2 separate regions of the Mus musculus genome follow, and region 2 is linked to region 1. A link is a loop called in an ENCODE intact Hi-C map of the cell type or tissue named here. Cell type or tissue: heart. All regions are shown on one strand. Links, peaks and the distances in the headings refer to the core of each region. The heading gives the core; the rest is flanking DNA. Region 1 overlaps Zmynd8 (zinc finger, MYND-type containing 8). Region 2 has its middle 15 kb from the start of 1810021M19Rik.

What was found. Hi-C counts contacts between places; a loop is a spot of excess contacts. Peaks named below come from ENCODE experiments on the same cell type or tissue, not always from the same donor. Only the 100,000 strongest peaks of a DNase experiment are listed, where the experiment ranks them.
Region 2: it touches region 1 in a loop (4-fold over the local background); 40 of 42 quality-filtered maps call a loop at or near these places.

What each region holds. Positions count from the first base shown.
Region 1 is chr2:165,823,544-165,828,915 of GRCm38, reverse strand. Zmynd8 (zinc finger, MYND-type containing 8) reads left to right here. Exons shown (of 23, transcript NM_001363020.1): 11 at 227-708. Among named protein-coding and RNA genes, the nearest start is that of Gm11465, 55 kb to the left of the region's middle. In heart, for the core only: a CTCF peak has its summit at 2,791 (motif pointing left); a DNase peak (open chromatin) is centred at 2,745.
Region 2 is chr2:165,897,627-165,902,998 of GRCm38, reverse strand. It overlaps a transcript of Zmynd8 not described here. Among named protein-coding and RNA genes, the nearest start is that of 1810021M19Rik, 15 kb to the right of the region's middle. In heart, for the core only: a CTCF peak has its summit at 2,532; no DNase peak of the experiment used is centred there; H3K4me3 peaks cover 1,777 bases; H3K27ac peaks cover 3,010 bases.

The sequences.
Region 1 (5,372 bases), core at 134-5,133:
TGTTGTTAGTTCGAGTTCTATCCTTAATACCTCTGTGAAGTGGATCATTCATTAACCATTCAAAACAAGTCAATTATTTAAAAAGGAGGCCCCATATTTAAGAATCTTGGCAGGCGCCTGCCAGGCTAATTTGGTTTGCATTAAGAAAATTAAAAAAAAAAAAGTAAACTACCTTGGAAATGGCTGAAGCTGACTCAGAGTCTCTCTCTCTCTTTTGCCATCCTAGAGCCTGGGTTCCAGTCAATAATTGCTACCTCATGTCTAAAGAAATCCCCTTTTCTGTGAAAAAGACTAAAAGTATCTTCAACAGCGCCATGCAAGAGATGGAAGTTTACGTGGAGAACATACGGAGGAAGTTTGGGGTTTTTAATTACTCCCCGTTCAGGACGCCCTACACGCCCAACAACCAGTACCAAATGCTGCTGGATCCCAGCAACCCCAGCGCGGGCACAGCCAAGACAGACAAACAGGAGAAGGTGAAGCTTAATTTTGACATGACAGCGTCCCCCAAGATCCTTCTGAGCAAGCCCCTTCTGAGCGGGGGTGCCGGCCGCAGGATCTCCCTGTCCGACATGCCTCGCTCCCCCACCAGTACGAACTCTTCCGTGCACACGGGCTCCGATGTGGAGCAGGACCCCGAGAAGAAGGCCCCGTCCAGCCACTTCAGCGCAAGCGAGGAGTCCATGGACTTCCTTGATAAGAGCACAGGTCAGCCCCAGTTGGGAGAGTTGGGTAGGAGGCCACTTGGTGCATTCTGGCGTCCCTGGATGCCTCCCTCATAGGTGCGAGCCGGCAGGCACCACCAGATCCCACAGATGAGGGAGATAGTCCCCAAGGAAGGCCAGGTGGGGCCATTCTTAGAAGCGGATGGCAATGGCCGGCCACAAACCCTGCAGGGCTCGAGGCCACTGTCAGAGCCTCATGGCTGTTCGCAGCAGTGCCCTTGACTCTTTTCTTCTCATCACGGTGTAGTTGAAAGCTTAGTTTTTTTTTTTTTTTTTTTTTTTTTAAAGATTTATTTATTATTATATGTAAGTACACTGTAGCTGTCTTCAGACACACCAGAAGAGGGAGTCAGATCTTGTTACGGATGGTTGTGAGCCACCATGTGGTTGCTGGGATTTGAACTCTGGACCTTCGGAAGAGCAGTCGGGTGCTCTTACCCACTGAGCCATCTCACCAGCCCCCGAAAGCTTAGTTTTTGATACCTTTGTGTTAGGGTTGACTTAGACGTGAGGAGACTGAGGTGAAAATTGATCCCCCTTGCCTCCTTCAGGGCTGGCTTTTCCAGCTATGTGTCGTAGTTTGGAGACAACAACTGGTCTCTAATTGCAGGACTCCCCATCAGTTGATGTGGCTTTGGGGACATATTTAATGTCTTTATGCCTTAGCCTTCCCACCTCTACCATGGCGACCGTAACTGGCTACGCCGAGCCTCCCCTATGTGTAAGCTCTGTTGAGAGCACAAGGAGTCAGGACCCACAGTAGGACAGGAGCACTGGGGCAGTGTTGACCATGGAATTCTTTTTCCTGGTGATCTCTAAAGTGCTGGCTGCGAGGATCTGAGAAGAGATGCAATGGAGGGGTGACTTAAGGAATGTTCTTGGCAGGAAGATCCTCCCATCTCCCTCTTCCACGGGCTGGGCTTACAGGTGTACCCCACCACAGCTGCCCCATTAAAACCTGCTTGAAGTTAGCACATCGTAAAATAAAGTGTGTTCGTGTGCAAACTCCCCTTTGCTCTCTTGTTCCGCATTTCAAAAAAAAAAAATAGAGCTTTATAGGAATCTAAGAATGGTTGTGTTTAATTTAGTGTTTGTCTTCCCTTGGGTGGGATCCGTGGCATCGAGCTTTGCGGCAAAATTCCTTACTCACTGGCAGAGTTTTTCTTCTTTTTAAAGATGAGAACTTAGACTTCAAAGACCCTATTCTAAAACTACACAACCTACTCAGCCCACCTTGCTTGACACTTGCTAATTCCGTCATAAGGTGGCCATAGAAGACGCTACTGTGACAGCACATGCCAGTGTGGTCACCCCAGCATTTGGGAGGTAGGGGCAGGGGGATTAGGAGTTCGAGGCCTTGACTACATGAGATCCTGTCTCAAAAATACTAAAATAACAACCAAAAAACCCAAACCCTCAACAAAGAAAGAGGGTGACACTCAGATTGTTATACTCTCAACAAATTGCGTCCCTTGCTGAGTGGGCCCACAGTAGACACCGTAGGTGGTAGTTCTGTGTTTCGGTCGTGGCTGCAGCTCTGGACATTGAAAGCTGAGTTCCAATAAAGCTTAACTGGTGTTGGTTGGTGGGTAATGAAGCTTGAAGTTCTCTAAGTGCATGCTTTAAGCACTATTGAGTTGGGCTGGGGAGACAGCTCAGTGGTTGAGAGCACTGGTTGCTCTTGCACGGGAGCTGGCTTCAATTCCCGTCACCCACACAGCTCCTCGCCATCTGTAACTCCATTTCCAGGGGATTTGATGTCCTCATCTGACCTTCTTGGGCACCAGGCATACACATGGTGCGCAGACGTAGATGCAAGCAAAACACTCATACAGGGAAAAAAAAGAGAAAAAGAACTATTGAATTTTTTTGTGTCCCAACCCCAATGTTCTATACCCTTCTTAAACAGCAGGCCACACAGGGACAGGGAACAGATTGGGCCCTGGGTTCAGCATTGCCAGCTCTCACTATAGTCCACAAAGTCCAGAAAGGACTGTCACTTGGCAAATCCTCCCAGCCCAGCCCTGAGGCCTGGCCTGTTTCCTCCTGCTGCTCCCTCCCGCCCTCTGCTGTTAGCATTGATGACAGCTGCTAGTCAGCCCAGGGTGAGGAGGCTGTCCATACTCAGACACCTCCACAGGCAGGGATAGCACAGTTGGGATCAGGCTGGGGTCCCTCCGGAATGTTAGAAAACTTCATCATGCTGTAAAATAGAAAGACCACACAAGCAGCTTCCAGAATCCAGAGTGGCCCTTTATTGTATACGTATGTGAGTGTGTGCATACGTGTGTGAGTGTGTGCATACGTGAGCGAGCATGTGCAAGTGTGAGAATTTAGACCCTTATTTCCCTCCCTCCTTTTCCTTTCCTTCTCTCTCCCTCCCTCTCTTTCTAACAGGGTCTCACTGTCCTTAAACCAATAGAGAGCTGCCGGCCTGTCTCCCTGGTGCTGGGGTTAAAGGTGTGTAGTCTGTGCGCATGTGTGTTCGGGCACACGTGTGCATTCATATGAAGGTCAGAAGACAGTTTACAGAGGTCAGGACTCTGCTTCTTCCGTGTGTGTTCCAGGGGACTGAACGCAGGCCATCAAGTTCATGGCTGGTGCCTTACCCGCTGGACCATTTCCCTGGCCCCAAGACCGTCCTTTTCTTTAGACTACTCAGTAGTAGCTCATCCTGGGTCTGTTGTCCCTACGAGCAGATTCAACTCCCTAAGCAGCTGCCTGTCCCGCAGGGGGCCTGGCCTGTAGCTGCCACAGCCCTGGACCCCTGCCCCCACATATGGACCACTTGGGCAGGCGGGTTTCATCAGCCTTCGGCCTTTGCTAACTCTTTCCTAGAGACCCCATTGAGAATGCTAATGTGTAGTATGGCACCGGCCTGAGCCTACAGACCCCTCTGAGCTAATGGCGCTTTGGTCTTGGCTTCCCGCTATGGGGCTGCTGTCAGGGAGGCAGGAGAGTGTTTTCACAGACTCCGCTTTACTGTGAAATCAATAGTTGTCATAAAATGGCTGTCCATGACAAATACTAAGTCACTAACGAACCCTCCCTCCCATGGCCAGCTCTCCTGAGGAATTGCATGGCGTGCTATTAAACCTCAGGCACTTACCCACAGTCACGGAGGGAGTGGACTGTGATTGACAGGTGATAGGGTCAAGGGACAGCAGAGAACCTGTTGTGGCCTTGACCTGCTCTGAGCTTTCTGCTCACGTGCACTGGTGTCGTGCTTCTCTGGGTGGCATTCACACTTTGTGTGTGTGTGTGTGTGTGTGTGTGTGTGTGTGTGTGTACGTACACGCTCCAGCACTTGTGTGCAGGTCAGAGGACATCTTGCCGTTGTCAGTTTTCACCATGTTCGTCTCAGGCTTTAAACTCGGGTCATCAGGCTTGCTGGCAAGTGCCTTTAGCAGCTGAGCCACCTTGGTGGCCCCAGGTGACCCTTGATTAGCACTACTGGTCTGTTTTGTTAAAGTCCCCCAAGGCCTGAACTACTGTGGTATGGTATGGGGCTTTTTGTTATTTGGCTCTGACACAGTGTGGTCCAATTGCTGCTACAGGGAAGCCCCAAATATACATACACACACAGACATGTGCCAACTGTCCAGCCTTTATGTATTGGCTTATTGTGTGTGTCCCTGTCCTCTATCTAGTATGCTTCTGTTGTGATGAAACACCATTACATACACACACACACACACACACACACACAGAGCAAACAATGGCCTTGCCCTTGGTTTTTTTTTTTTTTTTTTCTTCAGGAGTGGAGTCCTCTGGGCTTGGGCTGTGTGCAGCTTCTGTTTGCAATTCACTCTTTTTTGTTTGTTTGTTTGTTTTTTGAGACAGCAACGGGGAGGTCTCACTCTAGCCCTGACTGGCCTAGAACACACCATAAAGACCAGACCGGCTTTAAAAATAATTAAAGATTTATTTGTGTTTGCTTTTATGCGTCTGAGTGTTTTGCCTGCACCCATGCATGCTTTTTTGCCTGCAGAGGCCAGAGCAAGGCATCAGGATGCCCTGGCACTGGAGTTACTGATGGTTGTGAGCCACCACGTGGGTGCTGGGAAGCAAGCCCAGGTCCTCTGTAAGAGTGACAAGTGCTGTTTACTGCTGAGCTGTCTCTACAATCCCTTAGGCAAGATTTGAACTCACAGAGATCTGTGTCTGCCACCAGAGTGCTGGGATTAAAGGTGTGTGCCACATCTGACCTATTTTTTCCCCCACTATACTTTGATTCATCTGTGCCTGTATATGCATGCATTGTGCAAATTTGTCATTGACATGTAAGGTGGTCAGAGAACAAACCTATGAGAACCAGTCCTCCCTTCCATCATGTGGGTCCCAGAAATGGAAGACATCTCTGGTCCTAAGACTTGGTGGCAAGCACCTTCATTCACTGAGCCATATAGCTGGCCCACCTTTTTAATTTTGAACTTGACTTTCAAGGAAACATGGTGCGCTGGTTGACTTTTTGTGTGGTGACACCTTTGCTTTCTGTGTTTGGGATCCTGTCACCTTTCATGTCTGACCTCCTCATCACATCTCTAAAGGCCCAAGTGGAGCCCTGTTTCAACCTCCTTGTTTATGTGACTGACTGCGCAGCTAGAGAAGCCTTGGTTTTTATCCCCGGGGAAAGTCCGTTCCCCG
Region 2 (5,372 bases), core at 288-5,287, 74 kb before region 1:
GCAATATTCTGCTAGCAGCCTTCAGATGAAGATGTAGAACTCTCAGCTCCTCCTGCACCATGCCTGCCTGGATGCTGCCATGATAATGGACCGAACCTCTGAACCTGTAAGCCAGCCCCAGTTAAATGTTGTCCTTATAAGAGTTGCCTTGGTCATGGTGTCTGTTCACAGCAGTAAAACCCAAACTGAGACAGTACTGTAAGCAAATTCCACATCACCCTGAGCTCCATAGTGAGACCCTGTTTCAAAAACTTTAAAGCCAGCACTTGACTTAGGAGCAGATGCTGACTCTGTGAGTTTGAGGCCTTCTACATCCTTTTTTTTTTTTTCTTTTGAGATAGAGTTTCTCTGTATAGCCCTGGCTGTCCTGGAACTCACTCTGTAGACCAGGCTGGCCTCAAACTTAGAAATCTGCCTGCCTCTGCCTCCCGAGTGCTGGGATTAAAGGCATGCGCCACCACGCCCGGTTCTACATCCCTCTTGATCTGTAGGTAGCAGAAGGTAGCAGAAGGGTGTAGCTTGAGCATTGGAGACCTCAAAGCCGGCCCCCACAGTACACACTTCCTCCAAGGAGGTCACAATTTCTCCAACAAGGCCACACCTCCTAAAAGTGCCACTTCCTTTGGGCCAAGCACTCAAAACACATTTGACTATTGGGGAGTGCCAAACCTATTCACACCCTGTCACAGCCAACCAAAACAAGAACAATAAAGATAAGACACAAGCTGGGCGTGGTGGTGCACGCCTTTAATCCCAGCACTCGGGAGGTAGAGGCAGGTGGATTTCTGAGTTCGAGGCCAGCCTGGTCTACAAAGTGAGTTCCAGGACATCCAGGGCTATACAGAGAAACTCTGTCTCGAAAAAAAACAAAGGCGGGGGGGGGGAGGGGGAGACACAAAGTCAGCCAGCATAGTCGAGGTGACTCTGAAGTAGGCACTAGGTTTCCCTAAGTCTTTGACCATCATCTCCAAGAGCAGGCTATAGCTTACTGCCTACAAAAATCAGTCGTAAGGCTGTCATCTAATTGACTGTACCCAGTTGCTAGAAGGAAGTTCTCCTAAAGCTGTCTGCAGGCTGTGCTCTGTACCCTAGGTTCCCAGCTTGTGATCAGCTGTCACCTGTGCTGGGGTGGACACTTGGTGATGCAGAGATCCACCTGCCTCTGCCTCTGAGTGCTGGGATGAGAGGCAAACTACCGCCCTGTCATGAGACTTTTTAAAAGTTATTTCTACTCCTGTATGTAACCCCAATAAAGCCCATGGGTTGACCAAGTGGGACTTGGTATTTTGGTCTGTCATGGGTTTCCTGTCTGGAGTGAGTAGATGTGTTGTAACTCCCCAGGAAAAGTTTTGTCACACAACAGTTTGTAGGGGACTACTTATTTTATAGTCACATCTCGTATAGACTGGAAGCATGTCATCAGGAGAGACCCAGACACGATTCAGATAGTTTATTTCTAGATCTTCCAGTGGAATGGCAAGTCCTCAGTTTTCCTCTTCTGTAAGATGGGTTCAGCAGAATTCAGGAGAAGATGCCAGGCTGTGGTGGTGCTCCACTTTAATCCTAGCATTCTGGAGGCAAAGGCAGATCTCTGAGTTCCAGGCCAGCCTGGTCTACAGAGTGAGTTCCAAGACAGCCAGGGTCTCACAGAGGAAACCCTGTCTTTTGTGTCAACTTGACCCAGGCTAGAGTCATCAGAGAAAAAGGAGCCTCATTTGAGGAAATGCCTCTATGAGACCCAGCTGTAAGGCGTTTTCTCAATTAGTAATCAATTGGAGAGGGCCAGCCCATTGTGGGTGGTGCCATCCCCGGGCTGGTGATCCTAGGTGACTGAGCAGGCTGAGCAAGGCGTGAGAAGGTAAACCAAAAAGCAGCACCATCCATGGCTCCCACGGCAGCTCTTGCCTCCAGGCTCCTACCCGGCTTGATTTCCTGTCCTAAAGTGTAAGCCGAATAAACCCTTTCCTCCACAACTTGCGTTTTGGTCATGGTGTTTGTTGCAGCAATAAAAACCCTAAGCGAGACGGTACCCAGGAAATGCAAATCCAGGACCAGGAGGGAAGGATGGTTAGTGTATAGAGTGGTGTGGGTCATTTTCTTGAATGTCTCGCCCTCTCGGAAGCAGAGGAGACAAGCAACTCTGGTAAGCAGAAGGCTTCATTGCAGGGTAGGGTTTGATGGGCCCAGAGAGGAAGTAGAGCTGCAGTAAATGTGGGGTGGACTGGCCCAACTAGCCTTTTTATCTGAGATTCCCTGGTGTCTGATTTCAGGAGGGAGGAGGCCTGGGCTGGGACCAGAGGCGTCACGGTGTGCCACTGCTCCTGAGGCTGCTCAACAGTGGAAAGGGACAAGGACAGAGAGGCCTAGAGTCTACAGACCGGCCCCTCCATCCCTGCGGGTACTTTCACGTTTCTGTCAGTTTTGTGCATGTTATCCGGGGGTTTCTCTGGGCTCCGCAGTCGCTCCTTTGAGTTGCAGCCAGTTCTCCGGTGGCCCACATCCTAGCGCCTCTGATCCCAGCTCTCTAAGCATTCCCGGTCTTGTTTTGTATACAGAGGGCAGCAGCTGCCTTTGGTAACACTGGCGCCCCACCCCCACCCCCACCCTCCGCGTTCTCCCTCCTTCCATACGACTCACTTCTGCTTCTTTTGAACAGAGAAGCCAAGGAATTGGGAATCCTAAAGTTTGTTCATTCAGTCATTGCCATTCACAAGATTTTATTTGTTTGTTTGTTTTGTCTTTTGAGATATCACCCTGTGGCACTGGATAGCCTGGAATTCCCTAGGCAGCCCCTGCTAGCTTCTCTTTTTCCTGGATGTGTGCCACCCAATTGGTTTATCAGACTTTTTACTGTATTTCTTTGTATGTCAGGAGTGGTGGCCACAGCATATTTGGAGAGGTTAGAGATAAACTCCTCCCCTTTCACCACGTGGTCCCAGACACCAGGTTTGTAGCGCATGCTCCACCCCGACTTTTTAAAGGACCTTCTATGTGCCAGAGAGATACAACATTGAGCCAGGCATTAAATGAGAAACCAGTTGTAAGAATTTATAAGTTTTTTTCCTTCCTTTTTTTCCCGGAGACAGAGTTTCTCTGTGTAGCCCTGGCTATCCTGGAACTTGCTCTTTAGACCTGGCTGGCCTCGAACTCACAGATACTCTCCTGCCTCTGCCTCTTGAGTGCTGGGATTTAAGGCGTATGCCACCATCGCCTGGCTCTTTTTTTCCTTTTCTTTTCCACGTTTTATTTTGAATGAACGGGTGTTTTGCCTGCCTTGCAAAAGTGTCTGTGGACCACTTTGTGTGCCTGGTGCCTGTAGAGGCCATTAGAGGGCGTTGGATCCCCTGCATCTGCAGTTACAGACAGCTGTGAGCAGTTTTGTGAGTGCTGGCACTCAAATCCCTTGGGTTGTATTGGGGATACCCTGAGCTGTATCCCAGCCCAGAACTTCATCTTAGCTGTTAGACATCACCAAGTGTTAATTTATGATTATCATTAATGCCAAGGGGACAGTTAGCAGTCCAGTCATCAGATTGACTGAGGGGGACTTCCCTCAAGTCATGAAATTGTGTTGGTTTTTGAAGGCTGCATAATGGCGCTATGTAAGCACCTTGACAAGAAGAAATGTAATCCAGTCAGTGGTCTGGGAGGTGCTCTTGCCCCACTAACTCACAAGGCCAGAGAAGTTAGTTCCAGGAGAGAGATCTGAATCCAGACAGCCCAGCTCCAGAGCCTTCTGGGTTGCCCTGAGCCCAGAGCTAGGCGCTAGAGTGGAAGAGGGAATCTTGCAGGCCTCCAAAGTCTGGAAGAAGAATTTGAGACGGACGCCCGAGAACAAAGGGAGACCTTTTAGGGGTTTTGGAGATGGGGGGTGGGGACGGGGAAGTGACCTGGTCAGAATTGAAATTTCAAAAGCTCCCAGTAGCTGGAGGGTGTGGGGGATGGGAAGAGTCAGGGCCTGGAGGCTGATGGGAGACTGCTCCCTCCTACCCAGAGAACAGATAGCTGAGGCCTTAGGGCGGGTGTTCCTCTGCCCATGGAGCTACGCAGTCGCAGGAGCCAGGGGTGGAAGATGTCGGGAAGGTACGTGTCACAGGACTGGGGACTGACGGTTGTGGAGCTGAGATCAAGGGTCATGTTTAGGGGCTTGCATAACTGGGTGTAGGGGACATGGATGTGTTCTGCGGGGACCTGGGTGGGAGAGGCTCTGATTTTGTGATCAAGTTGCTCGCCGTGGTCTCCATTTTGTCGGTGTGTGTTTGGTGTTGCTTGGTTTTCTGATGGCCTCTCGCACGTGACTTTGGGTCCTCTTCCCATAGGATCTGTTTCTTGGAGTTTTAGAGAAGGAGAGGGTTTTCTGTGCATTTTTTTTCTTATAAATGTCTTTTTCACACCCTGGTGCTAGTAGTGATGGAACGCAGACCCTGGAGCACGCTAGGCAAGCGCTCCACTCGGTGAAGTGCCTTCCTTTTGCAGGTAGAAGAGGTTCTTAATTTTGGTTCCTGCTGTCACCCACCTGCTCTCGATCAGAGATAGTAAAATCAGCCTCTTAGGCCGGTTAGGACCATTCATATGCAAAATGTGCAAGAGTTAATCCCAGTTTTTAGGAGGTTTAGGGTGGAAGACCGTAGGTGAGAGATGGTAACAGCCTGGGCTACACTGTTTTAAAAAAAAAGTATATATATATATATATATATATATATAGAAAGAGAGAGAGAGAGAGAGAGAGGTTGCTGAGATGGCTTTGTGGGTAAAGGTGCTTGCTGCCAAGCTTGGTAGCCTGAGTTCAATCCCAGGGCTCCCATGGTAGGAGAGCACTGACTACCACAAATTGTCCTTTGGTTTTCTCATAAGGGAGAGCGCATAGGCACAGGCACATGTGTGGGCTCACTCACGTGCGCACGCGTGCACACACACACAAACACACACACACAGACACACAGACACACACACACATATATATATGTATATATATATATATATATATATATATATATATATATATGAGCATGCATGCACTCACAAACACAAAACACGTGTACACAACAAAAGACAAAATGTAAATAAATAAACCATTTGTGGTGAAATTCCAACCCTTAAGGGAGAAGGAATTGTGGATCTAGACTTGTTTTAGATACATAGTTAAAAAAAAAAACCACCTCACAACAGGTGTGCTGACACATACCTTTAAGCCTCCAGAGGCAGAGGCAGATGAATCTCTGATTTTAGGCCAGCCTGGTCTACAGAGTGAGTTCCAGGATGGACAGGGCTACAAAGAGAAACCCTGGCTCAACAAAAACAAAAAACAAAACAAACAAAAAAAGGTGATTGGTACTTGGTAACGCCTTCAGTAAAGACAAGCTGTCCTTAAA